Regions from separate parts of the Mus musculus genome. Here region 1 is linked to region 2. Evidence: chromatin loops called from intact Hi-C (ENCODE). Cell type or tissue: gastrocnemius. All regions are shown on one strand. Links, peaks and the distances in the headings refer to the core of each region. The heading gives the core; the rest is flanking DNA. Region 1 overlaps Tenm4 (teneurin transmembrane protein 4). Region 2 holds the start of Gm15412 (predicted gene 15412).

Region 1 (16,257 bases), core at 9,258-11,757, 58 kb before region 2:
TGATAGAAATTAGCCTGGACACAGTATCTTTGCCTTTAACGTAATAACTTAAAGGGGACTCTCTTAGCTGCATGATGTGTTATGCCAGGCCTTGAAATAAAACAACTATTTCTTTAAAAATCAGCATGTCCATCATATTTTACATTTAAGATAAACAAAAACATACTTGAAAGGATGCTTCGTACTAGTGAAGAAAGTGCAGAATGTATCAGTAGTATAGGACCTGCCTGCCTAGTCCCTTTCCCCTTCTCTGTTTCCTGTTCTCTACTCTTCCCTCCATCCAGCCCATGTTTGTGTCTATGCCCATTTCATCCTCTAGCCACAGATGTGCTTACCACATACTTATTAACTATCTGGTACTTAGAAATTGTTCTAACCTTGACTATACAGCTGTGAACTTGACAGACAAATCTATATGTCTTCAATGCCATCCTGTTTGGCGTGTGGTTTTAATGAGGTTAAAAACCCTCTGCTCTAAAGAACAAAACCAGCGAGGCTTCTTGTCCCGAGCAGTGTGACCCTCCTTTTGTACTTTTAATGTGCCTGCATGAAGATACTTTATTGTCTCCATGGATGAGTTTCCACCAACCCATGGATGCAGCCTGTGTTTGCAATGCTGGGGTGTGCCATCTGTCTCCCTTATACAGTGTTGGAGACTTTGTCAAAAAGGAGTAATTTGGAGCCAAGATGTATTGAGCAACTACTGCACCCCATGTCATGCCCTGTAACTCCAAGAGCTCCTGTGTCTTTCCACAGGAACAAGCATTTTGTTGCTATTTTACAGGTCAACATGATTCTTAAATAAGTCAAATTACTTCTGCAAGTTTTTTTTTAAGGATTTATTTTTAATTATTTTGGTATGTGTACAGGTGCATGTGTGCGTGCGCATTTGTATGTGCATGTGTGTATGTGTGTGTGGGGGTGTGTGTGTGTATGTATGTGTCTGTGTCCATGTAGTTATGTGCAGAAGAACACAAGGGCTCATGGGACCTAGAAGGTGGCGTATGATCACCTGGAGCTGGCGTTACAGATAGTTGTGAGTCTCTTAATATAGAAGCTGAAAACAGATCTCAGGTCCTCTGCAAAAGGAGCAAGTACTCTTAACTACTGAGCCATCCCTTCAAGTCCTCTTAACTGAAAAAGAAAAAAAAGTATACTGGTGTTTTGCTTTCCTGTATGTCTGGGTACCATGCGTATGCTGGCACCTGAAGAGGCCCAAAGAGGACATTGTATCCCCTGGAACTGGAGTGTGAGAGTTGTGAGGCACCATGTGGGAATCAAACAAACCCAGGACTTCTGTTAGAGCAGCCAGTACTGTAAGCCACCAAACCATCTTTCCAGAGCCCCCTTTGGTGTTTGCAGGTCAGGATTCACACCTGGCTCCTTGATTCTATTGCAGTTCTTTCTGCTTACACCATTGGCTGTGAGAGGTTCAGTGTTGAGTTTCAGATGGGGGCAGTTAACAGCTGTGGGATAGGCCTCATGTCCCTCCCCTTGTTGATTGAATGTAGGGACTTTGTCCAGATAGAACTCTTCTTCTACCAAGGAGAGAAAAATTAGGAAGCTTTGCCACCGAAAGACAGGCCATTCACTATCTTCAACATATAATTTTAACCTCCCCTCCTTGCAGATTTTCTTATTACATTTTACTGCAAAAGAAAATGGTTCTGCTCTTCAGATCCCATCACACCCCGGGATGTCCATCTAGTAGGTATTGGATTGACCTTTAGAGGCTGAGTTTGGAAAAAATAAAAATAAAATCACCACTCAAAATATATTTCACAAGCTGAAAGAATGATACAAACGTTCATCTATCTGTGCCAAACTTTCAGTGACCCTGGCGGAAGTAAGTGACATTCGGCTGCCCAACAAAGGGAGATACAGGACAGGAGCCCTAAGCTAAGCAACAGAGAAAGCCTCTTTTTCTGAAAGTTACTGGGTGAGGGGTGGTGAGGGCTGATCACATTTCCTGTGTGTAGTCCCCAGGAGGTCTCTTGTCTTGTCAGTAACAGCCATTGTCGTTCACAGCAACTCTTTTTTCCTTTGGTGCCTTTCCTCAAGTGCTTACGGGACTTGGAAGCCATAGTACCCAGGCTTGTGTCAAAGCACACTCTACTGGAGGTTCTAGGGAAGGAAAGCCAAGAGCTCAGGCTCCTGGGGGCAGGGCACATGGGTTTTCTCCTTTGGGAATTTTGTAAGCAAGGGAGCTTTCAGGACTGGAAGGATTAGGGATAATCTCAGCAGTGTGGCTGTATTCTATGATGACAGGTGTTTTCAGTGTGCCTGAGCCAGTGGACCCAGCCCATAATATTCCCAGCCAATGGTTAGGTAAAATCCTGGCTTCCATCCAGTTTCCAGTCTAAGTTGTTCTTATTACTTTTTATTTTTAATTTTTATTTTTTAATATTCAATGAAGTTGTACTATAAGAGCACCTTGAAATTAACAGTCTACCAGGCAACATGACTCTTATTAACATTCTTATTCTTTCTGCCAAGGGACCTGCTAACCACTCCAGGTCTCAGGCAGTGTGGTTTGGTGGCACAGGCGACTGAGGCTCAGGTCTGAAGATAAGCCTATTAGTTCTGTTTCTGAGGCTCAGTTGCTGGGTGACCTTGGGCAAAAGTCCCTTGTCTTGAATCTGCTTCTGCATCAGTAAATGGAGGCTAAGTCTCACTCTTGTGGCTTTGGTGAGATCAGATTAGAAGATCTGATTTGCAACTTAGAGAGACTTATGTCTTCCTGAAATGGACTGCTCCAGGCATTTCACAGCCCCCACCTTCCTATCACATCAAGTCACCCTTTGGTTGGGAAGTTTAGATCTTCCTTTGTCTTTTCCCTCACTGTGTTGTCCTGACTGGTCTGGAGCTCCTGACTTCAATGGCCTTCCCACTTCAGCTTCCCGAGTAGGGACTACACGTGTGCACCACTGCATCTAGCCTTAGATCCTTCCGAACAAGATGATTTGCTCAGGCTGAGACTGACCTTCATATGATGCAGAAAACAGGCACTTGAGAGGTGGCTTTCATAAACTACCACTGAAAGAGTACTTAATGTGGACAAAGCTTGGTTGGTGACTAGGGGCTTCCTGCATATCCCACTAAAATCTCCGTGGTTGCTCAAAGAGAGGTGGTACTTCACTTCAACTCTGAGTGCCCACACACGCACACACATGCACACACACTGGAACTGAGTCTGAGAGAAGTTCAGTAGCTTAGTCAAACACACACAAATCAAGTGACAGAACATGACACTGTGTCAGCTGACTTCTCAATCCATTACATTTCCCAAGGTCTTAGGTGCCTCCCATATCCTGTCAGAACCTTGAAAACTAAGGCAGAGCTTTCAATTTTTATCAGTCTGATGGTTGTGGCCACATCTTGTTGGATTTTTATATTTTCTTGTTTTGAGTACAAGATCAATTTGCCTGTTAGCTTTTAGGGCCTCTGTTATTGACTTCTAGTTTCTTTGTCTATCTGTTAATGGGGGCTCTCAAGTTTTCTTATATTTTGGAAGGAACTTCTAGTAAATTCTAAATATTAATTTTTGTTAGTGGTAGACAAGTATCTTCTCTAAAAATGTATCTATGCATGTAAATTCCATAATCTTTGAAGTCTGGAATTACTACACCCACCCCTTTTTTAATCTTAAAATTTATGTTTCTGCAGGTTTAAGTTTTGTTATCCCCCACAAATGAAACTTTCTTCTTTGCTTTCTTTTAGTAACTTTGGAAAGCAAAGGAAGGTTAGACATGGGCCTTTAGTAGAAGGCCCAGACCTTATGAATCTCAAACTGACCTCATAATTTTTGGTTCCTTCACAGGACCCTATACACCAACAGGAAAGCAAGTAGATGAGGGAGGGGCTCTAATTAAAATTTTCCACTTTTTAATTTTTCTGAACTTCAAGGGTACTCACCTCTCACATCACAGAAGCAATAGTTAATGAGTAGAGGGTCCCCGGGAGCTCTGTACTGTAACAGATCAGTCTCCATCACCACTGTAGTCTGTTGGTCTATGAAGTTAGGCCTAGAGGCACCCAGTAGACAGAAGAAAGGAGACAAGACTGAGGGGTGGGTAACAACAGTGTAGTTGACCCAGGCCTCCAACTCACTGACCCCTTCTCAATGCAGAGGCACCCAGAAAAGCAAGAAAAGCAAGCAGGAGGCAGGCTCAGGGCCCGAGGAGAGCTCTGCTTTCTTGCTGGTTATCCCTCTTTGGGGGAACTTAAACACATGAGTCTGATTTAACAACAATTTCTACAAAAAGCAAACTAGGTTAGGATTCCAGTCTCACACTCTGTGATATATGGTTCCCTTACTAAAGGAGAAACACACACACACACACACACACACACACACACACACACACACACACACACACACAGAGAGAGAGAGAGAGAGAGAGAGAGAGAGAGAGAGAGCAGGTAAGGAAGTCCAGAGCAGCTTATGAGTTGGAGACCCGGGGTCAGTTTTAACTGCTTCCTGGAGAAAGACTCAAGTCTTGGAGGTAGGCAACCCAGGGTGCAGGCTGAGCTCTACCAGATATGGATTAGTAATCACACAAACAAGCAGAGCGTGTTTTTGTTTTTTTGTTTTTTTTATGGTGGCTAGTGTTGTACATCGTAGGGGAGTTTTTTGATCTACTATTCAAAGGTACTAGAAGGAAATTGGCACAGGTCCACAGATAAATCCAAGTTAACCTGGTAAAATGGGAGAGGTTATTGGATATACAGAAGGATGGAATGGAAAGAAAGAAAGAAGGGAGGGAGGGAGGGAGGGAGGAAGGGAGGGAGGGAGAGAGGAAGGAAGGAAGGACTGTGAGTTTGGGTTTCTGAAGCTCTCTGTTTCTACGCACCAGTTCTCTTCCCTCCTGGCCCAGGGATCCTGATAGTAAATTGCTAAATCTGGCAGGAGAGCATGAGGAAAATATCTTTTTCCCTGCCCATCAATTGTCTAAGAGTTTCACTTAAAGCCAAGCACATGCTCTACTGAAGCGCTCACCTCTGGCCTCCTCAGCTTCTTTGAACCCTATCACTGGTCCTTGGAAAAGGAAAATGAAAAAGGGGGGGGGGCGAGAGGCCCTGAGCGTAAGAGACGTGAATCATGCTGAACCGCAATGCTCCTCTCTGAACCTTGCTAGATGAGAATTATACATGCTGATTTCACCCGCTACTTAACTCAGGGGGTGACAGGCTGCAATTGAAGAGGCTTCAGCCAGTTAAGTGCCGCAAACCCTTGCACGGGTTCTGAAGCGGCTTTCAGAGCCCTGTGATTCGGGTTGGTAATTTGGTGGTGGCCTTGCTAGTGAGTCTTGGCTCTTCCTTAAAGAAAAAAAAAAAGGTTTCATCCCCTGCTAGGATGTAGCCTGCTCTTTTGTTGTCTAGAGACTAGAGACAGTTACAAGCAGAGAGGGTGGGGAAGAGATTTTATAAGGAAAGAAAAGAAAACGAGAATAGACTTACATGACCAGAAATAGCCTGTCCATAGAGCTGTCTTCTTACTGGAATTGGGAAGGCAAAGGAAGGGGAGGCTAATATTTGTCTGTTGTTCACTGGGTTGCAGATTCCTATCACTCTTGACTTTTGAACTCCACATATCTCCACAAGACAGGTGTTGTTACTCCTATTTTTTAGGTTGGAAATTAAGGTTAATCAGCTTGCCCAACACAATGACAACATGGTGGTGTGGATGCTGACAGTGACGGTAAAGCTGACATTTCTGTGGCAATCAATCTCTGCTCTCAGTTCTTTGTAGGGACTGTGCTCACTGACTGCCTCCTCACCGTACAGGGGCGGTTAGCCTAAGTGTTTTTCCTAAGAAAGCCTGTGTTGCTAGAGAACGGAAGGATTGACGAAAGACGTCCAGTCTGAGCAAGGCTTGCACTCTGACTCCTAGGATGAAAGTGGGAAAGAAGATCCGAAGGGCTGCAAATACACATGATCGCCACACTGCGCCCTGCGCCTGCTTCTGGGAGGGGACAGTGCTAGGTACAGTGGTCTTGGGGTCACCCGAGTGCTGGCTGCCTGTACTTGTTGCTTCAGCTTTTCCTGTATTGACTGCTCACTGTCTCCCGTCCAGGCATGTGGAAACTGACGCTCAGGAGGTCAAGTGATTTACCCAAAATCATACCACTAATTGGGGCTCTGGGCTACTTTTAAGCTAGATGATTTCCTTTGCTGGCTCATCTCATTAAATTTAAAGAACTATTCCTGCAGGCCTGATCCGTTGAACAAACAGTGGCTCAACAAAAGCTGCACAGCTGCCCTTAGCAGCTCTTGCTGGGGGCCTGAGGTGAGGCTGGCTAGGCCTGCCTCAGAGGACTCTTGAGTTTTGGGGTTCACTGTGAACTTGTTCCTTCTTGCTCCCTCCCTAAGGAGCCACAGAGAGCCAGAAATGGCAGGACTTGGCTTCTACCCCTTAAGTAAAACCACAGCAGCCTCCACTTGCCTTAGTCAGATCTAGTTACAGCCAGATAGACATCAATTTTTATTGCTGTTAATTCCACACAATGAGGGTTTAGACTCTTGATCCTGAGAAACAAAATATGGCCCCCAAAGGGAAGATCAAGACCTATCCAAATTGTCTTTTTTTTTTTTTTTTTTTTTTGCTGCTTTAAGAAAGAAGCACCTGCCGCCCCCCCCCCCAATACCAGGACATTGGAATTTCACATTTGTTTCCTTTCTCTCATTATTCCACATATTTGAATCAAAATGATGATAAATTGCTCCATTGTAGATGGTTTCAGCCGGACATTGATATATTGGATTAATTGGATTAAGACCAATGAGGTTTTCCAAATCCCCAATCCATATAGCCAATAAAATAATAACAAAATATGTATGTTCACACACACACACATATATATATATACATATATATATATATATGTATACAATATGTTTATTATACACACACATTCATTGAACATAGATGAGTATACAAATGTATGTATTCACAAGTACCTGTAGAAAATAATAGCAGTTCTTCCATGGTACCTAATCAATAACAGATGTGTACCAGGCAAGGCTTGCCATGTGCTATCTCCTGGTAGAAAAAAATAGAAGTTCTAAGGAACTATTTTCTTAGACTTTTCTGGAGAGGGTGAGTGAGGAGGCAGGATAGGGATGGGGTGAGAATGAAAATGATCAGGCACCAGAGCCATGCGCCATGCTGTGTTAGTACCCTCTTCATGGCTGTTTCATAGGGAAGGATTCAGGTAGCCCTTGACTAGAACATCCTCCATGTTCATGTGGAGGTAAGAAGGGAAGAGAACACATCCCTGCATGCACAGGGATGCCTTTATATGTACACACACAGATCCCCCTTGGCTTCCCAATCTTACCATGTGATTTCCAAATGGGACTGTCAGAAATTTTAAATGATGGGTATGGCTCTCATAAAATTTCTCTCAGACAACCTGTCTTGGTAGAGTCTGAGCTCAGCAAACTTCAGTCTAGTGACCAAATCCAGGCCAGCCCCACATCTATTTTTATATGACCCATGCATGTACTAAGGATAGCTCCTATGTTTCAAATGTTATGAGGAAATAAAATCACAAGAAGAATATTTTGTGGCCGGTGAAAGCTGTGTGAAATTCAAATTTTAGTGTCCATAAATAAATGTCTTTTGGAAGACAGCCACACACGTTTGTTTCCATGTTGTCGGTGGCTATTTGGGGGCTGAAGTGGTAACACTGCGTTGTGACAGAGACCGTAAGCTGTGGGCTGGGAGTCCTGTGCCTCCTTACTTCCTTTCTTTGCTCCTGCTGGGTTCTCTGCTCTTGTGTGGGCACCCCAACCCCATTTCTCACAATCCAGCTCTCCAGGCTGATATCGAGGCCACTAATTCTGGGAGGTGAAACCTTTTCCCACATATCCCCTAATGCCAGTGGGAATTTGGAACTGGTTACTCAATCTGTCTAAAGTTAAATTTAACCATCTATAAAACAGGACTGATAACACCTATCCTTTGGGCACGTCTCTCAGCAAGCATGTTCTTAGTTGGTGTTACTAGCCCTGATTGAATGCATGCTACAGAATTTAGTGTGCCCCGAAAGTTGGCCTATCCTACCAGGGTACCATGACCTAGAGTCATTTTACATGGCTTTTCTCTCCTTGAGGACATGTAGAATATCTTTATGTATCTTCAGCCTGGTCATGGGAAGGAGTCCAGGAAATAGTCTCAGCACATATGAGTCATAATCTCCCTTTGTAGTCACAAATGTCATAAAAGCACCCCCTTACCTCTTTTTTGTTCACCTCCTCGGAGAGCTGTTCTGTTACCATCCCCTGCCTGGATTCAGGTCCCACACTGTTCTAATTTATTTTATTGACCTTTCTAGTTGCTGCCATGCTGGCAGAAATTTAACAGCCAGCTTTCCGAAAGGAAAAGAAGAGTGGTCTGTGTAGTGTTTGCCAATTTCTCTGATGTTCTCACAGTAGCCAATCTGTGCCTCCTGACATAAGGCCTCTGTGTGTGGGGCTGCAAATTGGGACACACAAATTGGTCTCTAAGCATGTATACGATGTCACACACAACCTGCTACTCTACGTTCAGTGACTTAGCTGCTTCCTGTTGATCTCAGCAAAAAAGCTCCAAGTCCTTAATACTTAATACACTTACAGACCTCACAAATTAGCTCTGCTACCTACCCCCCAGGCTTGTCCCCTCCCCGGGTCTGTCTGTCTGTCTATTTCTCTCTCTCTCTCTCTCTCTCTCTCTCTCTCTCTCTCTCTCTCTAGTCATTCTTCTGAGCTCCACACACCATGCTCCTCCATCGCCTCTGTCTTCCCAGGTCTTCCAAGATGCTCTGGAACAGCTTCCTTGTTCCCATGCTCTAGGTACCTTCTATTGGCCTGTACTTTTGGCTATTGCAGTAGATTACTAATCTGCTCAGTTATCCATTGCTACTGCCTGTTTCCCATCAGAGTATAAGCTTCAAAATACAGCACCCATAACTCACATTCCATCCTGGGGTCCTGGGTCTCTGGCATGGGGGAAGCTTAGAGAATCCTTCTCAGAAGGCTGCAGGGCCCAGCCTTCCTGGGTATTTGATTTCTGTCTTGGGCATAATTTCTAAATACTTGGATCTTATTTACTTTAATATCTTATGTTTTTAGAACTCATGATTTGGTGGCTTCTGGGAGCACTGAGGCTATCTCCTACCAGAATATGACAAGCCTCAGATGGAGAAAAAGTTGACAAGCTACATTTTTAAGATGATGAAGCACTCTGTCTCAGTTCTTTGGAAGGAAAGTTATCCATCAGAATCGTCCTTCCTTCATGTTGATGGGACAAATGTTGGTGCTTAACATCCTAGCTCAAAACCCCTTGGGCCTGCCATTTTTAGTGGCAAAAATTGAAAAACAATCTGTTATTCCTGTGTTGCTAATTCCATGTAATTTTCTCCAAAGTGAGAGTTGCAATCCATCCCATATTTGTCCTACAGTCAGAGGATCGTGGATTATTGGGGAAAAAAACCCTCTTTGGGAGGCTTTTGAAATATGTCTCCCAAAGGTTTTTGTTTTCCTTTTAAAAACATCTACAGTTTTTTTTTAAAGTGTGCCTATTGCATCAAAAATGGTGCTAGTGAATAACTTTGAGTATCTCTATTCAATTCTCTTGGGAAAGGAGAATTATAAGATGACAAATTCCAAGTGGTTTTTGAGTGAAGGCATAGGCTAACTATGAGAACATTGTAGCTAGAATTGTGCATGTATGTGAGACTGAAGTAGGGTTAAGTTGCCTCCCTGGCATGTTCTGATGTATGGTTTTGGGGCCCATTATAACCCCAACACTATGTGATTATAATATTTCAAGGGGTTGCTATTGAATGAAACATAATGGTGTAACAGGTATTAGTGTAAGAACCATTGCTATTAATAGCGTATGACAATACATTGCCTACTAGCAAATTGGCCTTACTTTGATTTTACTATACTTTTCTATACCTATGAGAATTTTAGTTAAATCTATGTGAAATCTGAAATTGCTCCTTACAGAGATAACTGGGGGTGGGGTGGAGATATCAGACTTAAACAAGAAAGAAGTGATAAGACTATGAAGGGAGCAGGAGAAAAGATGATGATGAGAGGAATCTCAAGCTCTCTGTCTCATGTCTTGCCTTCCAGACAGAACCATGAAGCTTGTGGAGTATACTGAGATGTAAGGAAGGGTGACAGTGATCTGATGTGCTTGAGAAAGCACATGTAGCCTGGGACCCTAGGGACCAGTGCTGTTCCCTCCACTGTTATATGTCTGTGCCCAGCAATGGCAGGCTCTGACACACAGCATTAACAAAGCTTGCATGTGTTTAACAAGTGGTTTCTGTGTCCAGATCTAAGAATACTCTTCCTCCTTCTTCATGGATAGCATTTGAAAAATAGCTCCTCAGTGATGTCACTTGGATAAAATAAGGGTCACTCCAAGAATTTGCTGCTTCAATCAGCAAAATACCCTTTGCTCTTGGGGAATAAGATGGATTGGGCAAGTAGAAGGTGGCTCCAACTGAAAACAGCCATGTCTGTGAATGTTAAGATGAATGGTAAGACTCATCCCTTTGGACTAAGAATCACTTACCACAAGGCACACGAAGTCACGGGTATGTCATTAAGACAATGGGGAAGAAAGATCTCCAAGTGTTTCTAGCCATCTAAGATTAGTATCTAAAGAGGAAATATGTAGTCCACTGCTACTTAAAACCATCATAGATGTAATAGCTTCTCTTCTTAAAGTATGTAGAAGATATATCATCACCATTATTATTACTAGCAGTAGTAGTTTCATTTAGTAAAAACATGAGAAGATTTCCTAAGTTTCTTTATAATCTTGATCCATTCCCCCCAAATAATTATGAAATGCACAGTCTGTGTAGGTCTGCTGCTATGGCCACACACTGAAGTCCCTCATAACGACTGTATCATTTAAACCTTCCCCTAGTTGGGCTAGATGTGTGCTTTCTTTCCACTGCTCAGAAATACATGGACATGCATTTCAGGGAGAGATTCAGAGACAGCTGAATTCCAGAGACAGACTGTACCACAGAATCATAAGTTGCAGGACCACAAGTCAAACTGAGGTCAGCCAAACTCCAAAATAAAGCCAACATCAATGCATCACAAATTTTCTGACATTGTACACTTTCAAGTGTATGTCGTTTTGCTTTCCGACTGGGGAATGAAAGCTCGAATCAGAAAGAATCTAAAATGATTTAAGGTAAACTAAATGGGCTGGGTAGGGACAGTAGCAACAGTGAACCCACAGCCACCGTTGTCAAGCAGACAGCCCTTGCTCATTATAATAATTTTAAAAAGTAGGTGTTCTGACATTATTCTGTTCATTGTTCCAAGAAAAGTTGGAACCCCAAATTTCCATGTGAAAATTTGTGTTCCTAATCTGTTATCAGTTTATTTGACTAAAGCAAAATACGGTACAAAGTTACAGTTTGGAAGAATAGTTTGATGTCCCTTCAAAGGTGTGAGGTGCTGTGTATGCTAAGTCCCCAGATATGGTTATTACAAGATGTGTGCACATTGAAATGTCACACAATGCTCCATAGACATGTACCATTGTTACATAACAATTACAAAACAGAAACGAAGCTAGCTGTGGGGGTATGTGTCTGTAGTCTCAGCTCTCAGGAGCCCAAAAAAAGAGACTGTGAGTTACAGGGAAAACAAGGCTACATATACTATAACACACACATACACACACACACACACACACACACACACACACACACACACACACAACCAAGGGAAAACCTAAAACAAAATGAGAAGTGGGTTTTTTTGAGCAATTGAATCTCTGTGTGCAGAGTGTGTACATGTGTGCATGTTCAGAGGAGAAGATCAGACATTCTGCTGTATCGCCTTCCCAGTATCAGCTTGACATAGGGTCACTGACCCTGGAGCTAGGCCGGCAGCTAGCAAGATCCAGTGATTTTCCTGTCTCTGACAACCACTTCAGCCCTGGGGTTAAATGCACATGTATAGCCAGCCATGTACAACTTTCTATATAGATGCTTGCAATCAAGCTCATGTGTCCTGCTTGTGCAGCCAGAGTTCTCACACACTGCCTCAGTCCTATAGACGAAACACATTTTAAAAGAGAAGAGAAGATAATGGAGAAGAGGGAGAAAGAGAGGTGAGGGGAAGGAAGGGAAACAGAAAAAAAAAGGGCACAAAGCAATAGAATATATAGGAGTAGTCTACCCCAGGGTGATGTCAGTGGCTAGGCCTCTATTATCTCTTCATCTGTCTTGTGAGAGTGGTCAGCAGAGAGGCAGTGTGCTTGTTCCAACTGTACAACACGCATTTGAGAACACTCACCTGGGAATATTCTTTGGAGTAAGAAAATGGACCACACCAGGAAATCAACTTAGTCTTAATTAAAGTCCATTGGCTACCTATGTTAATACCACTTAATCTTCCAGTCCACTGATGGATATTGTTGTCCTTGTCTTTTGCTGATAAGAGAACAGGTTTAAAGAAATTGAAAGCCTGAGCCGGGGTCATAAGACTTTGAACTAGCCAGGTCTGCCTGACTTCTAAGTCTCTTCTCCTAATCTTTGCACTGTCCTGTCTCCTCTGGGCTCTATAAGCATTGAAGACCTTCTATGGACATTGCTTTATTCAGTGCCCTTTGTTCGCCAGGGCAAGATGTCAGAGAGTGTGGGAACTTGTTCTAGAAATAAACACCTTGCCTGGAAAAGCATCAGTCTTCCAAGTAAAGTGCTTTGTGTATCGTAAAACCTTCAATTTAGCTCCATTATATTTTAGGTCCATGAGGAATAGATTGCAGCTCCTGCTTTCCTGCTGATTAGAGCATCCTATTTACGTGTATACAGTACCTATTAGACGGTGAGCTTTGCAGAATTAGCTCCCTGATGAACAGGTATTATTTCCCCCTCGGCTGACACTCAGCAGCTGTCTGCAGTCATTGTGTTCAAGTTCACCCGAGCCTAGTATGCTGGGACAAACAGTGCAAAACAGCTTGCCTTCTAGCCCAGAGATGGGTGAGGCCAAGTCCTATGGAATATACCTTTTGTTACTAGGTGAATCTGGGCAGCCTGTGTAATGACTGGGCCTCATTTCTTCATCTGTTAAATAGGAATGATCTTTTTCCTAACCAGTTCAGGACCTGTTCTTGAACTTCTGATGGTTCCACGCCTTTGCTCCAGCCCCTGCTACTCTCCGTCACAGAATCTGTTCTGTGGACTTCTGAGTAAGCATGTGTCGGATGTCTTACTTATTTTTGTCCAGATCCTGTTTCTGGATAGTCTGTTCCTTCTTGACATCGATCAGAACCGTCACTTCCACTGTATATCAAATTACAGCCTCTCTCTCTTCCCTACTGCCTAAGCACTTACCTCTCTAGTATTCCTACACTATGGAGAACAGAGCTTGATATCGGGCAGGCCAACTGTTTCTTCTTTCTTCACGGTAGCTCATTTGTGTTGATCAGGGTCTCAGCTAGGAAGAGATGGCCCATCAGAATGGGTTGACTGAAGAGAGTTTTGTCAGCTGGTTATGTGGAGAAATGGGAGCCAGGACATGACAAGCCGTGGTGAAGAACTCAGAAGCTAGCAATGGTGAGGCGTCATGGCTACCCTGTGCCTAAGGGATGAGGAGGATATGCAGGACATGGAATAGCCCAGAATGATTTGTGAATGGCATCTGCCTGTCTGTGTCCCCAGCGCTGGGGCTATATGCATGCACAATCACGGCTAGCTTTTATAAGGGTGCTGAGAATTCAATCCTCTTGCTTTTACAAGTACTCTAATCCACTGAGTCATTTCTCCACCAACCCCCGCCCCCAATCATTTTAAAAGTAGGTCCATTCTACGTATGGTGGCATGTGTCTATAATTCCGGCATTCTGGAGGCTTTGGCAGGATTTAAGGGCAGCCTAAACCAAGTAGACAGACCACCACACTAAATGGAAAAACTGATTCACAGTACTCCATCTGTTCCACTTTCCCCCACCTACCACTTCCAGTCCAACCCTTCATGATCAAGAACTCAACCCTTCTTCTCCAACTCATCCTATTATTTTAAGTTGTCTCTTAAATAGTCTAGATGTTAGTACAAAAATACTCAGACTTAAGCGACTTATAAAATAATATAGTAACCTCCACATATTCACCTTCTGAATTCAGGAATTGTCAGTATCCTATTTGTCAGATTATTTCATTTGTAAATACTTTGGTGAGTGTCTAAATAATTCAAGATTTCCCCTGAAGTTGGAAAAAAATCAAACATGAGATTATGCGTTCATTACTACCAAATACTTAGTAGTGTCAGGTGTCTAGGAAGTGTTCATATTTCTCTGATTGGCTTACAGAATTTTATAGTTTGCTATTCCAAATACTATAATTGTTCCATGCCATAAAATAAATATTCCTTTCACTTAAAAAAAAAGACAGCTTTCAAGATATACAAAAATATAATGAAAGAAAAGGTGGGTTTCTGATAACCAAACCATTAGGAAGACCCAGCACAATACCTGCCCCATTGTTCCTAGACACAGGGCCAGCATATGTTCTGAATGGAACTTTTCACAAATGTGTGCTTTGACACGCCTATGATCACAGAGTAAATACAATCTCCATTTGGTAATAAGTGTTTGTCATCAGGCCTACTGATGATTGATGTGGCTTACTGCTTCTCCTCCAGGTCCCCAGAGTCCCCAACCTTGACCACAGCCTCTCCTCTTTTTAGCCTATAGCTCCTGCAGGGAGATCTTCATTCATAGGCTGCCCTGTAGTTATGGCTTCTCAGGCCTTAGAGCAAAGTGATGTAACGCTGGCATTTACTCAGCTGACACTGTGCTGAAGGTCACTTAAAAATATTTATCATTTAATTTCCTGAAATTGTCTAACATATATTGACGGGAGAGGAGAGTTTTGCAAAGAAGATGAAGAAATAATTGTTCTAAAGACTTGGAGTTTATTCATGCAGCGGGATGCTCTGATTATAGATCGTGTATAACCCAGACCCAGAAGCAATGAGCAGGGAGTGCCATACCAGAGCTGTGTGTCTGGGGATAGCCCAGGTCAAACAGCCCTGAAACCAGGCAAAGATTTTACATTTTTAAAAGCTGATGTCTGAGCCAACTCTGAAAGTGGCCTCAGATCAGATGTATTTACACCATATCTGCTTATTTCATTTGGTCAATTTTGTGTGTATGTATATATGTGCACACGAGTGTGTTTGTGTCCATGTATACACAGATGTGCATACAGGAGTGTGTGTAGAATCCCAAGGACAACTTTGGGCATCGCTACTCCTCAGGCTCAATCCACCTCAGGTTTTGAGATAGGGTCTCTTTTTGTGACCGGGAGCTTGCCTTCTGTAACTGTCTCTCTGGTGACATAATTGTAAGTGCACTTTCCCACGTCCAGCTTTTAATGTGGTGCTAAAAACTGAACCCTTAAATGTGTGTTACTTTCTGAGCTGTCTCTCCAGCCCCCCAGAACCTCATCTAAATCATGAGCCTCGTTGACAACACAGAGACTATGCGGGATTTGAGAGTGTGCTTTTTTTTTTTTTAATTTCCAAATAAAACAGCCCTCAGTCAAAGGTCAGGTTATGTTTATTGCTTAATTTGGTGGCAGATTTTATGAGGAACTGTCTACAATGGCCGCATGAAGAATGTAGGTGGAATTCGCCTACCATGTAGCACGAGGAAACAATTCTTCCTGCTTTCTGCTTCTGTGCTTGCTGAAGTGGGGGTTGGAGGAGAGGGGGGGAGAAAGGTCTCTGACTCACACCCAGGCAGCTTCTGATTTCTATAAAGTAGATGCAACACCCCATAATTCTACTCTTTAGGTAGCACATTCATATTCCCAAAGGAAACGTCCATGACTATAGTAGACCATGGTGAGGAGGGGCTGATCTCATTAAACTATGATATCCATTATCCATTATGGATATGTAGTATAGGAACAATTTCTAAGAGCAAGCACCCAGTCATGAAACTAAGTTTAAAAAAAAAAGAGTGCATTGTTCTGTCAGACATAAAAATGAATGGCAGTGGCTCTGCCCGATAACTCCTTTCCTACAATAACACTTCCATCACTCAGGACTGACAGAGGTAATGACGATAATAATGACCTTGACTCATTTGTGAGCAGCACTTTGCTGTTTACAAAGCCCTAGCGTGTCTATTACCTCACTTGATCCTCCTAATGGCTTTACTAGACAGATAGATGGGGCTTATTGTTTCCATTTGCTAGGGGAGGGGACTGAAGCTTAGGGG
Region 2 (16,257 bases), core at 5,875-8,374:
GAATGCCATTGAACTAGAAAGAAAATCCAAGAGCACTTTCAAATTGCTCTATGGACAATGAGAGATGAGGTCCCCTCTGCCTCAGCAAGCATGCTTGCTTGTCCTTGTCACTGTTGTCCACTGTTGGCTATTGCTTCTCTTGCAATAGCTGTTGAATGACATCAAAAGCAGGCCTTGTGAATTGTTCTGTTCTGCAGGGCTTTCAGCTGTGTGCCTCTCCAGGAGCCCCGGGGTCATTCTTCCATTCTTGCTGTGTTGTGCTGTAAACTTCTTTTCTCAGGCTATCTGTTTTCCTACCTGGTCAGATCCTGGGAGATACTGGATAAGAATCACCAGTACCTGGTCTTAAGAAAAATAGTAGATTCAGGCATTGTTTAAACTGCAGCTCACAGTAATGACTACCTTAAGTCCTGCTTATGACCTCCATGTAAGAATAAAGCTTTCTGTTGCCACCTGGGATGAACTATGACATTTTTAATCCTTTTCAAACCCATTTCATTTTTTGAACCCTTCAAAATGATTTTTCTGATGCATTAGGTTCATTTCATGGCTCATGAAAGGGACACAGCTTCCTGCTGCAAACCCCTGCATTTCAGGCTTTAATGGGCACACAGATCATCGAGGTGCTGGAAAATGGCAGGTTCTGACTCATCAGGTCTGAGATGGGGTCCCTGATTCTTCATTTTTAACAAGCTCCCATGGGATGTGGATGGATGATGCTTAAATTCTGGCAGTACCTTGAGCACTAGGGTTCTCCAGGGCAGGCTTTGTTCAGCACCACGGACAGAGAAAACCCATGCTTCCTTCCCCTTGCCCCAATACCTGAGCAATCAAACCTATGAGGCACCACACATGTCTGGCTTCTCTGCCAGAACTGTGTCACCAACTGTCTGGGAAGCAAAAGAACCTTCTAGAGGCTACCTCGTGATACAAACTATGATCACTCTTCCACAAAGGAGGCCTCTTGATCTTCAAGGATAAACACCTTGGAATAGAGACCCTGCTGAGGAGTAGGAAGAGAAGGGCAGGGCTTGACAAAACAGAGGAAAAGCCTTCTGGGAATCGGCTCAGCTCCTTTCAGCATCCTATCTCTCCGGTACACTACAGTTCTTACCTACTTACTGTGTCTTTGTCTTCATCTGGGGTCATGCAATAAAGGTGCAGAATGTCTCTCACAGATTTGCTCTAGTGAGCTGTAGTCTCACTCTAGTATACAGCTGCAGTGACAAAACCATTACATTAGTCTGATACCATGACTCACATTAAATATGCTTGGATCCCAGAGCACATGTTTATACTAGGAGCAGCTGTGTATTTATACCAATCTACAATTAGATTAGTCCTTCTTGGTGCTTACCATGTTAGGACCACCTGATAGATTTGCAAAAATGCTGATAGAAGGGCCTCACCTAACAGCAGTTCCATCAGAATCTCTGAGTAGGAGGTTTCCAGTGTTGTTAGAAGCTCTCTAAATGGCTAGATTATGTGGCCAAGAGTAAAGATCATGGTATGCACCATATTCTCTGTGACAATATAGATCAAGTTCTAGGTACTCTTTTTCTCCTCCTTTTGTTCTTCAAAATTCTTCCCAGATCTTGTCCAATGGGATGGATTCCCACCTACATATCTAATGATTAAGAACTGATGTGACCAACTGACCTGTACCTGTTCTACATGCACAATGAAAGCTACTAACATTTGCCTCCATTTCTGCCCAACTCTACAAACTTGGGAGTAGATCTCACTTATGTCACTCTGAAGTGGAAGAATCTGAGACTTAGACAAGTTGGCTGGGCCTGATGAGGTCATGCAGGGAATGCCAGAGCCAGAATCTCCATTTGATTCAGGGTGTACTGGAGCTGTTTGGAACAGGCACCAGCAGGTTTCTGAGGTTAAGGGAGACCCAACACCACAGACAAAACTTTGTTTTTCTTTACTACTATCAATTTTACAGCTTTATGGAAAATACAGAGTCTTTATTAATATTTTATAGAATTCATTTCAAAACAATAGTAGCCCTTATTAAGTATGTTTTGTTTGCCAAGAACTATGCTTGGTGATTAGAGCTGTCAATCAGCGCTAGGAGATTGGCTTCAGATCGATCTCCTTGAGGATGTCAAAGGTCATGGACACTCAAGTCTCCTAAGTACAATGCTGTAGTATTTACACATAATCTGTGTTAATCTTTGTACTTAATTAAAATCATCTATGGATAACTTCCAATACCCAAATGTAAATTCTGGGTAAACAGGTGTTAGATGGACTGTTTAGGAGATAGCAAGAATTAAAATTGGCCTACACATGTTTAGTATAGACATGATTTTTTTTCCCCTCAAATGTTTTCAGATCTGATTGTTTGAGTTCCAAGATGCAGAACCCAGACAGCCAACAGTTGTATCCATTTCCTCTTTACCCAGCTGAGTTCCATGATGCCATTGCAAGGCAGGTGTTGCTCCTACAACTAGGATAGAAAGAGAACCAAGTCTTGGGTTGGGTTAATAAGCCTACCTATAAGGTTAAAGTCAGAAAGTAGCAAAGGCAGATTTGAACCCAGGCCTTCCTGACATGAGTCCAGCCACTCCTTAAGCACTCTGCCCATTTCTTGTTTGCAGTGCAATGATGGTGAAATTATCTCATTAGAGCCTTGAGCTCAGAAGGGAGATGGATGACAGGGTGGGAGCCAGGTTCAGGGAGCAGGTGCCAGATGGATGCAAGTGGGGATTGACCATCTGGCAGAAGACTAAACAAACAGCATCCACAGGCTAGAAGGGCTTCTTGTAAAAGTAAAATGTCTCTCCCTCTGCTCCCTGCTCCAGCAATTCCAGCATTCTTTGTATCCCTCCCAGGACATGAGGAGGCAGGTTCCAGGCAATGCCACCCTTCTTCCTGCTTGCAGAGGAACACAGGGTACCTCTGTTGTTGCAGTTTGAGGTCCTTGATGATAGATGGCAGGTCATTTGCAGAGCCTGGAGCTATCATTCATGAAGGACAATGGCCTACTGGGATCTAACACATTTGGAGAAGAGCATGAAATGGACAAAAGGGGGATTATATGAAACAAAGTCAAAGGAAAACTGTTAGGAGTCTTATTTCATGAGCCTTGATTCCAGCAGAGATGAAACACTCTGAAAGAGCTGTCAGCAAATGCACAGAGAGCCCAGAATTGTTCTCTAGCTTCCTGGTGTCCATCACTAGCCAGCATTGTTAGGGACTATATAGAATTTAGCAGAGGATTACCCTTTTGGGAAGTGTGGGCTATACTCTAGTGTGGAGAGGAGTCTGGTGTTTGTGAGGAACTTTACTTTGTATGAGGAACTGGGTCAGTAACTTGAGAAGTATCAGTGGGATCTTTCTTTGTCTGGAGCACTGGTCCCTGTGCATGGATCTGGGAATGTAAACAGATGAATGACTTTGTTTGGCTTGGCTTGGGAACCACTTTCTAAAATGTTAGAAGCCCCACTGTGTAATAGGAGGGAAGTTAATGCTGTATGTATGAGCGTGGGGTTAAGGATAATAAAAACATTCAAAGTCAGAGAAGTAGTCTCAAGCCTGCTTCTTTGTCTTTTGGCTTTAGATCAGCAAGTATCACTGGCCATATAGTCTGATGCTTTCCAACACCTGCTAAGGGTGTGGCTTCTGGAAGTAGGTGGAGAGCCAGGCTTGATGGTAACAAAGCACACAGCTCCCTACCATGAAGGTGCTGTGGCTTGGAAACTGGGCATATCATTAAGTGAAGGGGAGCAGCCCACTTAAGGTCATGCTTAGGTCAGGGTTGTCAGGACTGGGGCACATTCCGCCAAGCACTCATTGTATCTTGGGTCTCCCCATGATGGGTGGTAGCCTTCTGTGGAAGGGATGTTGGAAACACATTTTAATGGGTAGTGAGTGTTTGGTGCTTGGTGCTTACCTGGTTGCATTCAGAGGTGCTATTTATTGGCCAATGCCAAGAAAACCCATTTCAGAACAGTATGGCCTAGATTGAACCATAAGCCCTGCAGTTGCTCCATCTTGATTGGGTATATTCCTTGGCCTCTCTATAACTTGTTTGTGTGTGTGTGTGTGTGTGTGTGTGTGTGTGTGTGTGTGTGTGTGTGTTTTCATCATAAAATACTGAGGCTATTGGGATATAGAGATGGCAGAGCAGTTAAAGATGCCAAGCCCGAGGGCCTGAATTTGATTCCAGGACCCACATGCCAAAAGGAGAGAACTAACTCCTGTTAGTTGTTCTCTGACCCCCACATATGTGCTTTATTAGTGTGTATCCACTCCATCCCACACAATCACACACACACACACACACACACACACACACACACACACTCAAATAAATGAACAGAAAAGGAATGTAATAGGCCATATTTCATAGGGAGGTTATACATATTAAATTTGCAAAATATATTAATACTTGTAGAGCATTAAATAAGATAATATATTTAAGGTATTAATTAAACTAATATATGAAGTATTAGATAATCTAACATACAGCAGTTGCAATAATATCAGGCACATAGTATTTTATACCTGTTTTTAGTTATTGTTATTGTGTACATATGTGAGCAGGTGCACATATATATGTGGAAACATGAACACGTGTGCATATGTATGTGGAGGCCAAACAACAAACTTTGGTGTCATTTCTCAGGAGCTGTCTATAACCTTATTGTTTGAGACATGGTCTCCCATTGGGACCTGGGACTAATCTGTTGGACTAGACTGGTTAGTTTTGGATCCCCAGTTATCCTACTGGCTCCACCTCCCCACTGCTGGGATTACAAGTGCGTGCCAGCACATTCAGGGTTTTTACCCGGGTGCTGGGGAATGAACTCAGGGCCTTGCACTTGCAAGGCTAGAACTATACTAAGTCATCATCCTAGCCCTGTAAAACTGATTATAGTGAAAGCGTGCCCAATGCCCAACTTTGCGCTGATGACAGGGATGTATCAGTGAACATCATATGGCCCTTCCTTCATTCACGCACATTGTTGAGAACCAGCCACATACATGACCTTTCCCCATGACCGGAAGTCATACATCCTCTGAAAATGATTCGGGGAAGTGCAACAGGGAGTCATCAATGGGAGGGATGGAGACCAATCTGCTGAGACAAGGAAAACCTAGAGAAAAGAGTGCTAATTATGAAGTTAAGGACAGGAAATTCTGACCTGGTGAATGCAGATGAGAGCTTGTACCTGCCCTGCCTCACTTGTGAGAGTATAGAGACACTCTGTAGCTAATGAAACAGAATAAAAACTAGAAGCCACTTCTCAAAGCACTGGGGGACTCTGAGGGACAAGGGAACAGAGACTTAAATGACAGGAATGCTGCCCACATGTGGGCAAGGGTGAGGGAGACACACGGAAGCATTCAGATTATTCCAGGAGAGAAACTGTCTGCAAAGGTGCAGAGGCAAGCCTGGCAGTGTGTGTGTGTGTGTGTGTGTGTGTGTGTGTGTGAGAGAGAGAGAGAGAGAGAGAGAGAGAGAGAGAGAGAGAGAGAGAGAGAGAGAGAGAGATTTGCATGAAGACTACAGGGCTCATGGAGGGGATTTGGCCCAGGGGCTTAGAGGATAAGCTGGAGGGGATGTAGTCCTCAAACCAGAGAGTAGCAGGTGAATTTGATTCCACTCCGAAGATTTTTATGGACTCATAAAACTGTATATTGTGAGCTTGTAAAGCATCAATTCAACCCACAGCGTAGGATTAACAAGGTACAACAGAAGCAAGGTCCCAGGAAATAAATAGTGCATCCACTGTATTTGTCCTTCTCCGTTCATCTTTCTGTTACTTGTCTCTCACACTCAGGCCCCAAGATCTCTGAGATGAGAGTGGCAGAGAGCCCAGGAAACCAGCATTTAACATGTTGGGCACACTTCTGAACAGCTGACCTGTATCCCGGGACCACCGCAGACCTGTCAGCTTGAGCAGAGAAGTAGAAAGAGAGGGTTTTGGTGGACTCAGGACTTTGGTTTCTCTGACTCCCTAGCCCTTGCCTAACCTGTGTAGGAAGTATGGGAATTCAGTGTACTAATCAATGTGAGATGCAGAGTCTGCGCCCACTATCGGTTTCAAATGCCCTGTGTGCACAGAGCAACCAGAATGGCTTCTATTGTGTGGACTCCCAGGCAGTGTCTGTCCTGGAGGCTGTGAGTGGGGAAATGATTTATTCAAAGCTCACTCCTGCCTCTCCATGCCTAGGGTAAGCATGAGTGTGGAGAATGCAAGAAGGAACCCCCGCAGACAGGTGCCCTGCTTCCAGCCTGCCTTCTACTCTGTGGTCCTCACCCTTTGCTCTTCCAATCCCCATAAGGCAGGTGCTTCCCACATTCTTCAAAGCTCACGGAGATGCAGTGTGTGAGGTGCCCAGGTGGAACCTGGCACTTCTCAGATCGACAGCCACCACTTAGCTTCTCTCCTTCATTTGTTCCTAAGAGTGACTTTCAAAGAAACCATGGATCCTGCTCACCGGAGTCCTGGCTGTTCTTTGAAGTTCGAAACCCAAGTCTTTCTTATATCTCAGACCCGGGGCCAGTTTTGCATGTTAGCTTGACATCAAGGTGGAGTTGCTGAACTCTCTCCTAGCAGAGAGTTTCTTTGCAGCTTCCTTACTCTGATGCAGGTGGGGATTGACAGGCTGAGTTCCTCACCACAGAGATGTATAGCGCACCCCTGTGTGCAGGCCAGATCTGGGCACAGGGTAAGGATTGATGGACGAGGCAGAGCCCTTTCTTAGCTCTCAGGCTGACTGCAGGGCAGACGAACCATCAGTGGCCGACCTGCTGGGTGTGTGCTGCAGTTGATGGGGACACAGGAACTGTGGTTTCCAGAAGTTTCACAACTGCTTCTGCACGGAGGAGTCAGGACCAGGCTCTCGCTGTCTGACTCACAGGGATCTTTCAGGTCAAGTCTGAGATAGTCAGTTCTGCAAGGCAAGGATATCGGGTGGGAAAGAATAGAACACTTTCAAAACAAAACAAAACAAAATAAAAACCACTGTTACTGTCACTTTAAGAGTTCTCAGATGAGGAAACAGATGCCATGAGAATTCATGAATACCAAATGATCAACAGGACCCCGACAAGTCTTTTCTTTTTCTCTGGGTGTCTCCCCATCCTCCACATGAGCATCCCTTCCAGTTCCACAAGCCTTGATGCACAGTGTGTTGCTCACAGCCTGCAAGCCAGTGTGAAGCCAGCTTGGCTCTCAGTCTATTTATCTTATCTCCTATTTATATTTGGAAGCCTGTTTCTTCATCTGTTAGAACTGCCTGCATCGCACGCCCTGGAAATGTCTCTGTTTACCTTGATGTGCCGTGAGCACGATCCAGGGTTATTAATAAAACAGAGGAGCTTCCCAGCTGCTAGGGCTAAACTACTGCTATAAAATCGAGGGCCACAGTTGAGGGTTCTAGTTGCCCTAGAGAGAACTCCCATACGCTCCACAGGCCCATTTGACCTTAGGGACCAGGGTGGGGCAAGGGACATTGAACCAACCTGCCTGGCAAACAATGCCCTGTTTTACCTTCTCCTGCCTCAGATGGTAGAACTCACATTTCTGAACATCCCATAGACAGCAAACAGACAAGGTTTTGGTTGCTCACTCTGTCTTACCACAAACAGAACAAAACAGCAACCAATATCTCATCAAAACTGTTTCCACTATCTCCTAGAAAGCCCAATTTGCCCATGACAGGCCTGTCTTCCCATGTGGCACCCCCACCATTTTGCACCTTGTCAAATGAGAGCTACCCCTTTGTCTAAGTTTGCCATGATAAATTGCAATCAAATGCAACTTGGGGAAACTGGGTTTATTTGGCTTCCAATAACGGGAGAGAAGGAGAGCAATTTGCTGAGTCAGGGAAAACCTGGAGCAGAGAGTGCCAGTGATGAGGTTAAGGACAGGGAGGAAACCCTGACCTGTGAAAGCAGATGAGAGCTTGTACCTGCCCTGTTTCACAGGTTCTCCTCTTGTGAGAGCATAGAGACACTCTATATATCCCTGATCATGGTCCATCGCTGAGGACAACCAAGGCAGGCTCACAAGCAGAGCAGGAACTCGGAGGCAGGAACTGGAGTAGGGACTGTGGGAAAAGGCTGGTTACTGCCATGCTCCCCACGGCTCGCTCAGCTTTCAGTTATTTCTTTTACCTTTGACATCATAATGCATCACCCAGGGCCACCTGCTCAGAGGTAACACAGTGAACTGGACCCTTGTGCTTCAATCTCTAATCAAGACAATGCCCTATAGACTTGCCCACCCAGGTCAACCTGATGGAGATATTTTCTCAATTGAGGAGCCTCTTCCCAGATGACTCTAGCCTCTGTCAAGATGACAAAAACCAGTATCCCCTGTCACAGGGGTGTGAGGATTTTTTTTTGCCAGTCTCTACCCCTCCCCTCTGCTTCTATATACTCTGTATGGGACACCTCCCAAGTAAGCTTGCCTCCCTAGACTTGCATGTGATTTGGTCTTCTGTGATACTGTAGCTATGTATAACTATTGATACACAGTCCCCAGCTACAGTTATTCAAAGTAAGAATTTGGGGATAGCATACGAGTAACACAATCAGTGGAAAACATTCTTGGAATGATGCGGATTCATTTCTTGACAGCCTAGGGATAAACCATGATACTTTTTCCATGATGCTCGGCAGTGAAGCAAGGAGCTGTCAGTCACACAATCAAAGGGGGAAGCAACCAATCCCCCACAGTGCACTGTTTCTAAGCTAGAGTGGTCAGTAGGATCAGGTGTACTGAGTGCATTTGTGTGTGTGTGTGTGTGTGTGTGTGTGTGTGTGTAGATGAGGAGTGTCTTCAGGTGTCTTCTTCATTTGTTCTCCATTTCGTTTTTTCAAGACAGGCTCTTCCCTGAGCCTAGAACTCCTTGATTTGGCTAGCCTGGCTGGCAATGAATTCTGGGAATCCGTAGTCTCTGCCTCTCCTCCCCCAAGTGCTGGGCTTACAGATGCACACCACTGTGTCCGGCTTTATGTAGGTGTGGAGGATCAGAGCTTTAGGGCTTTATATCTCACACCTGGCACTTTAACAACATGGCCACTTCCCCAACCCCTTAAGTGCATTTTGACTCAGTAGCATTTTTAACTTACAACAAGTTTGTGAGTTTTGACCCCATTATGCAGAAACGAGAGTCTATACACACTGCGAAACCTTTCCAGCCATCAAGATCCCCATTCCTATGCATACCCTCATTCTGATCTCACTGCAGCCTGCCAAGGAGGGAGTGGCTATTCCCTTTTCTCGGCTCCAGAAACCAAGCGGAAGAAATAAATGACTGTCCTGTGTTATGGGTTCAGAGAGTCTCACTCGGGTATGGCTCTGCACAGTGGGCAGAGTGTGGCTAAAGAGGCAGCAGGCACCCATGTCTGGTAAGTCATACTTGCTGTGGAGCCCTGTGCAGAGACCTGCCCCTCCCCTTGGGAGCTCAGTTTCTTCCCACTATAAAGTGAGGTTACTGCCCTAAATCAGAGCTTCTTAATGTGAGTGTATGGCCGGGAAGAAAATAACTGAAAGTTAGCATTTTCTCCCATTGCGAATATAGGCAATAAACCACAATAGCATTAGCAGTTTCTGGGACTTTGTTACCAGGAAGAATCAGATATTTTTGTATCCCATTATAGTTATTGGAGATGCCTCAAAATATCATTTGCACTCATCACTACCTCAAGGTTATGATAGTTATTAGACAAGCTGTTAGATCTTGTTATGACTTAGAAAAGAAATAAAAATATAACAATCACAAATTTCTCATTTTAACATTTTGATAACTATTTCAATATAATTGGTTTCCTTTGTAATCCGATTAGTTTTTATTTTGTGCTTTTAAAAGGTTTTTTCTTTCTTTTCTGGGAAGAGGGTCTACATGTTTCAAGGATCTGCCAAAGGGGTTTGTGGGGCTCCAGAGGTTAAGACCTTGCTGTGTCACCGCAGGAGCCCAGGTCCCACCAGACCCAGGTTCTCATTCATCAGCCTTCCCCCGCCCCTCACTCTAGCACACTCAGCCCCATCTGCTTCCACACCTGAGGCAGCTGCAGAGGTGCTCCCTTGGGCTCCATGCAGCTCAGATGGCATTCAATTTCATCAGACCAGTGCCTTCTGGTCTATAATCTAAGGGAGGCTGATGCTGTCACAGTCATATGGGTTGAGTGGAAGGAGGGAGATGGAGGCTCAAGACTCAAACATGTCTTTTGAGATAGGCAGCATTTAGTGCTCAAATACCTTGGTTTTATCCCTCCCAGATGACATCCTCCTCACCCCTATTCTTCTACAAGGTCCTCATGGGGGTACCACAGATCCAGAGAGTATGGGTGTTTGTTTGTGTTTTATAGGAAAGGGCACAGGGAAGGCCAGAGTCCAGAGCCACAAAGGACAAGATGTAGGAAGAAAGTAAGGATGGTGAAGCAATCAAACACACACACACACACACACACACACACACACAGAGAGAGAGAGAGACAGACAGACAGACAGACAGACAGACAGACAGACAGACACACACCAGAAAACAGAGCTGAGGACAGGCTGGCAGGGGCAGTTTGTTCTAAGGGCACAAGGCACAGAAGAACTTGTGATGGGACCATACCAGAAGATGAGGTGAGAGATGACTATGGCTTCATATAGGGTCACAAGTGCAGGCAGAAGTGGAGAGAAGTGGACAGAAGCTGAGAGAGCCTGAAAAGACAGAACCAGGCGGGCTAAAGGATAGATAGCTAGTGGATGGAGATAGAGCTCAAGGATTTAGGGCAACCTAGGTGCTCCACTTGCTGACATGGGGACCAACCAAGGGAGGCTCTCTAGGAGGAGACTGTAAGGTACCACCATGTGGGTAATAGGTGGTTCCTAGCATCAAGACAATTGTTTCTCTTTTATGCTGATTACATTGCAGTTGAGAAAACACATCACCATCCCATGCTTCCATGGCAACTATTAAACTAGGAGCATAACTTCTACTTTAGGGGTTTTCTGTGATGGTTATTTCAAATATGAAGTAGAAGCATCCGATGCATTATGAGCTGTCCATGGCCCCAGGTGGTCTCTAGCAGTGCTCCAGTCCCCAGGAGTCTCAGGGAATCCCATTACAAAGAGGCACGTCTGGAACGTTTCTCACTTAGGGGATGAAATTTGGAGTCCATAACAAGTCTGGCCATGGTGATGCTGAGTCTGTTTTCTTGCCTGTTGGGCGGGAATACACACTTTTGTCTCTAGCCCTTGAGATTGTGTCACACAATGGCATCGTTGGGTGGAATTCACATAGTCAGTCTCCAGGATTGTCTCTGTGGCTCCTGGTCAGTCCTGTAAGGTCTCTAGCTCATTAGGACCATTAAAGTTGAAGCTCAATGAATTAATATAAAGTTCATGCAATAATTCACCTAGGCTAGAGTGCTGAGCTGAATGAGCTGTGACTCTGGACCCGTCTGCTTCAACCTCCCTCCATCCTAACCTCACCATTCAGGATATCTTCCTCACAGCCATCAAGGGGCTCAAGATCAAACTGGGCCCTGTGCATCCATCGGACTGGGCTGGAGAGATGACTCGGAGGTTAAGAGCAGCGGCTGCTCTTCCAGAGGTCCTGAGTTCAATTCCCAGCAACCACATGGTGGCTCAAAACCATCTATAAACGTAATTTATGCCCTCTTCTGGCATGCAGGTGTACATGAAGATAGAGCACTCATATTCGTTGAATAAATAAATCTTTAAAAGACAGAAGCAAAACAAAACCCCTGACTGCCTCTCACAGATAGAATCAGAGGCCTGAACCTCATCCTTCCTTTTTTTTTAATTTATTTTTTATTAGATATTTTCTTCATTTACATTTCAAATGCTATCCCCAAAGCCCCCTATACCCTCCCCCTGCCCTGCTCCCTAACCCACCTTCCTCCCACTTCCTGGCCCTGGCATTCCCCTGTACTGGGGCATATGATCTTCGCAATACCAAGGGCCTCTCCTCCCACTGATGGCTGACTAGGCCATCCTCTGCTACATATGCAACTAGAGACACAGCTCTGGGGGGTACTGGTTAGTTCATATCGTTGTTCCTCCTATAGGGTTGCAGACCCCTTTAGCTCCTTGGGTACTTTCTCTAGCTCCTTCATTGGGGGCCCTGTGATCCATCCAATAGATGACTGTGAGCATCATCTTCTGTGTTTGCCAGGCATTGGCATAGCCTCACAAGAGACAGCTATGTCAGGGTCCTGTCAGCAAAATCTTTCTGGCATATGCAATAGTGCCTGGGTTTGGTGGTTGTATATGGGATGGATCCCTGGGTGGGGCAGTCTCTGGATGGTTTTTTTCTTCCATCTTAGCTCTGAACTTTGTGTTTGTAACACCTTCCATGCGTATTTTGTTCCCCATTCTAAGAAGGAATGAAGTATCCATACTTTGGTCTCCCTTCTTCTTGAGTTTCATGTGTTTTACAAATTGTATCTTGGATATTCTAAGTTTCTGGGCTAATATCCACTTATCATTGAGTGCATCAGTGAGTGCATTTTTGTAATTGGGTTACCTTGAGAATTGACAAATGGGACCTCATAAAATTGCAAAGTTTCTGTAAGGCAAAAGACACTGTCAATAAGACAAAAAGACCACTAACAGATTGGGAAAGGATCTTTACCTATCCTAAACCAGATAGGGGACTAATATCCAATATATATAAAGAACTCAAGAAGGTGGACTCCAGAAAATCAAATAACCCCATTAAAAATGGGGCTCAGAGCTAAACAAAGAATTCTCACCTGAGGAATACCGAATGGCTGAGAAGCACCTGAAAAAATGTTCAACATCCTTAATCATCAGGGAAATGCAAATCAAAACAACCCTGAGATTCCATCTCACACCAGTCAGAATGGCTAAGACCAAATATTCAGGAGACAGTAGATGCTGGCGAGGATGTGGAGAAAGAGAAACACTCCTCCATTGTTGGTTGGATTGCAAGCTGGTACAACCACTCCGGAAATCAGTCTGGTGGTTCCTCAGAAAATTGGACATAGTACTACCGAAAGATCCAGCAATTCCTCTCCTGGGCATATACACAGAAGACGTTCCAACTTTTAATAAGGACACATGCTCCACTATGTTCATAGCAGCCTTATTTATAATAACCAGAAGCTGGAAAGAACCCAGATGCCCCTCAACAGAGGAATGGATACAGAAAATGTGGTACATTTACACAATGGAGCACTACTCAGCTATTAAGAACAATCAGTTCATGAAATTCCTAGGCAAATGGATGGATCTGGAGGATATCAACCTCATCCTAATCCAGGTGTTTTGCTGCTGTCTCAGATGCTCTGTGTCTTCTTGCCTGTCTGCCTGCATCATCATGGGTCCACCCACATTCCACACCTCCTGCCTGGAACTTCTGTTGGCAAAGACTGTTCCCAACTTCTTTTTCTCATTCATTAGAACAGAGCCTTCACTGGGTTCCACTATTGAGCACAGGACCCCTTTCTTCCATTTTCTGCTCTAGACACGTTTTATGGCCAAAATGAGCAGCTGAAAGGTCAAAGTGGAGCTGGAGAGATGGCTGTCATATATAAATCCCATAATCTACATCGACATTGTGATAAAGAGACCCACTTTATAGATAGAAAATAAGGCTGAGAGGTGCTAAGTAACTTTCTCAGTGTTACATGATAGCTTTGGTACAATCTAGGATTTGACACTGTTGATAAGATAAATGACCATCAGGACCTACCCTCTTACTTTAAGAGCTATTAGCATCTCAGAGGTGCTGGGGGGGGGTGGAGAATCATTCTTTTTTGAGGAGCTCTCCTTTACTCCAGTGGATGGTCACATATCCGTGGATGTATGGTCAGTACTACTTGAACTTAGTGGGCTATGAGGGTAGGTTGGAGTTGGGAGGGGTGTGTTGAGGGCATATGGGGAGAGTCGGAGGGGAAATTAGGGGGTGGTTGTGATCATATTTCATTGTATACCTGTATTAAAATCTGAAAAATAAGTAATTTTTTAAAGTTGTGATTTGGATGCTGATGAGGCCCACGATTGTAACATTTCTCCCAATCACCAGTTTCTTCCCATGTGCAGTCCAGAGAAGGGGGCTGGCAACTGTATGTCAAATGGAAGGGTAAGCATGAAATTGCTGGGTGGAGAAGTTGCTCTTCCAAGCAAGGCTCACTTGCTTGAGTTGTTAAAATTAGAAAGGCTCTCACCTGTTGTTCTGTGGGTCTAGTTGAAAATATTGGCAGCATCCTACAGCATCTTGGATGATTAGTAGACCTCCCATGTTTTAAGATAAATAATAAAAGCCATTATTTCTGTAGCAAACTCCCCCCTGAAAGTAATGTAATGCATAGCATCCAAACAGGAGTGCCTGCAGCTGGGGCAGCTGTCTGGAGGACCTCACTAGTCCCTGGAAAGCTGGTTAATGTTCTAGGGTTTCATTACTGGCTCTGCCAGACCTTGGGGAGTTGTTTGGTGCTGAGGGTTGAGACCTCATGTCTACCGTATCTTTTTTTTTCGTCCTAAATTGCTTCCATCACCCTGACCACACAGACAAGATGAGATCTAAGTGAGAAGGAGTGAGAAAGGACAGGACCTTTGATTCTGAAATGCCCAGGAGAAAGCTCAAGTGAGCATGTTTTGATACCCTAATCAGCAACAGAAGTCCAGGGGTTGAAAATCCATGCCCCAGCAATGATGACCTGGGAAATCACTGCCCATCATTTTCAGGAAGAGCTTCCTCACTCACTCAGACATCTGGTGGCAAGGCTTAGCTTAGATCAACAGAGTTTCCACAAAGCACCTACATCTGAAGAGTGGACACTCAAAGCTCACACAGCATGCCTGAGCCTTGGGGTCCCTGGAGCCTCCTAGATGGAAGCTTCTAGAAGGCTCAGTTTATGCTATTTTCAGCCTTACTATGCTGTCACCAGGGATGTAACCACTCAGGTCTGGCATCTACCTTGATAGAAGGCTGACCCAGAGAATGTCTCTGTCCTCCTGGTAGGTGGCTAGGTTCGGGTGCTTTATCTTCAGCAGTTAGAGTGATGACTGTGGCCCTCCACCTTCCATTCCATTCCCAGCCCTCACAAATTGGCACAGCACAGCTCTGGGATCCAGCTATGATTTCCCCTTCACATTCTTGCTTCTCACTGGAACTGGAAGGCTTCTGGGAGCTAAGGAGTTCCTGACACTCAGCCTAACCCTATAACAATCACCCCACCATCTGGATTTGCATTCTGATGCTGGTTTGCCTAGGCTCCAAATCCTGGTCTTAGAGGGGTATGGTTGTATACTCTTTCAGTCTCAGCATTCAGGAGGCTGGGGGAGGACAATCCCAGGTTCTCAGGCTATAGACTTGACCCTGTCTGAAAGAAACAAAGACGCTAGCCAGGCGTGGTGGCGCAAGCCTTTAATCCCAGCACTTAGGAGGCAGAGGCAGGTGGATTTCTGAGTTTGAGGCCAGCCTAGTCTACTACAAAGTGAGTTCCAGGACAGCCAGGGCTATACAGAGAAACACTGTCTCAGAAAAAAAAAAAAAAGAAGCTAATGAACAGGAGCAAAATCTTGGCTCTATTACTCATTGTATGCTTTTAGGCAATTTTGTAGGCCTTTCAGTATTCTTGTTTCATCTATAAAATAAGGAAATGACAGCATCTAACTCTCAAAATTGTAAATGAAGATTAAATGGAGTGATATTTATAGAGCATTTAGGACAGTGCATGGCCCACTTGGGCTGCTCTGACCATGCAACTAGAACAAGTTGCCTGTAGTATCATAGACAAGCTTAAGAAAGGAAACCCAGAGCTTTTACCTGGTGCCTGACACCATGAAAGACAGATCCATGGCAAGCAACTCACAGGGCTTTGGAAAGTTTCAGGCAGATAGGAGCTGGTAGAAAAGGAACTATGCTGCCCTGGAAATATAGTGGCAGGATCTTAAGGGATCCCGAGGAGAGAGGCACCAGGGGAAGAGGGTGAGCTATGCTGTTGGCAACTCAGGCTACCAGACTGCACTCATCATGATGTTTACCAGCTTTGTTAGATGTGTCATTGTTTCAATATCCCTTTATCACATCTCTGTTAGATGTGACGCATACAAAGACCAAGGCAACCCTGAGGTTCTGTGCTCTTAGTGTCTATCCATCTCAGGTGAAAACATGGGGGCTTACTGATATCACAAATGTTGTCTACAGTCAATAAGCTTGGGAGGGAATGAGAGGCAGGGGTCAACCCCAGGGTCTCACTAAGGACTAAAGAGCACCATGCATGGTCCCCATTACTCT

Evidence for each region. Peaks named below come from ENCODE experiments on the same cell type or tissue, not always from the same donor. Only the 100,000 strongest peaks of a DNase experiment are listed, where the experiment ranks them.
Region 1: it touches region 2 in a loop (7-fold over the local background); 2 of 42 quality-filtered maps call a loop at or near these places.

The regions. Positions count from the first base shown.
Region 1 is chr7:96,272,590-96,288,846 of GRCm38, forward strand. The region is part of intron 1 of Tenm4 (teneurin transmembrane protein 4); the gene reads left to right. Among named protein-coding and RNA genes, the nearest start is that of Mir6394, 25 kb to the right of the region's middle. In gastrocnemius, for the core only: no CTCF peak of the experiment used is centred there; no DNase peak of the experiment used is centred there.
Region 2 is chr7:96,333,844-96,350,100 of GRCm38, forward strand. All of the region lies in intron 1 of Tenm4 (teneurin transmembrane protein 4), which reads left to right. It overlaps Gm15412 (predicted gene 15412), which reads right to left and starts at 8,121. Exons shown (of 3, transcript NR_046043.1): 1 at 7,939-8,121; 2 at 6,282-6,918; 3 at 5,640-5,915. In gastrocnemius, for the core only: no CTCF peak of the experiment used is centred there; no DNase peak of the experiment used is centred there.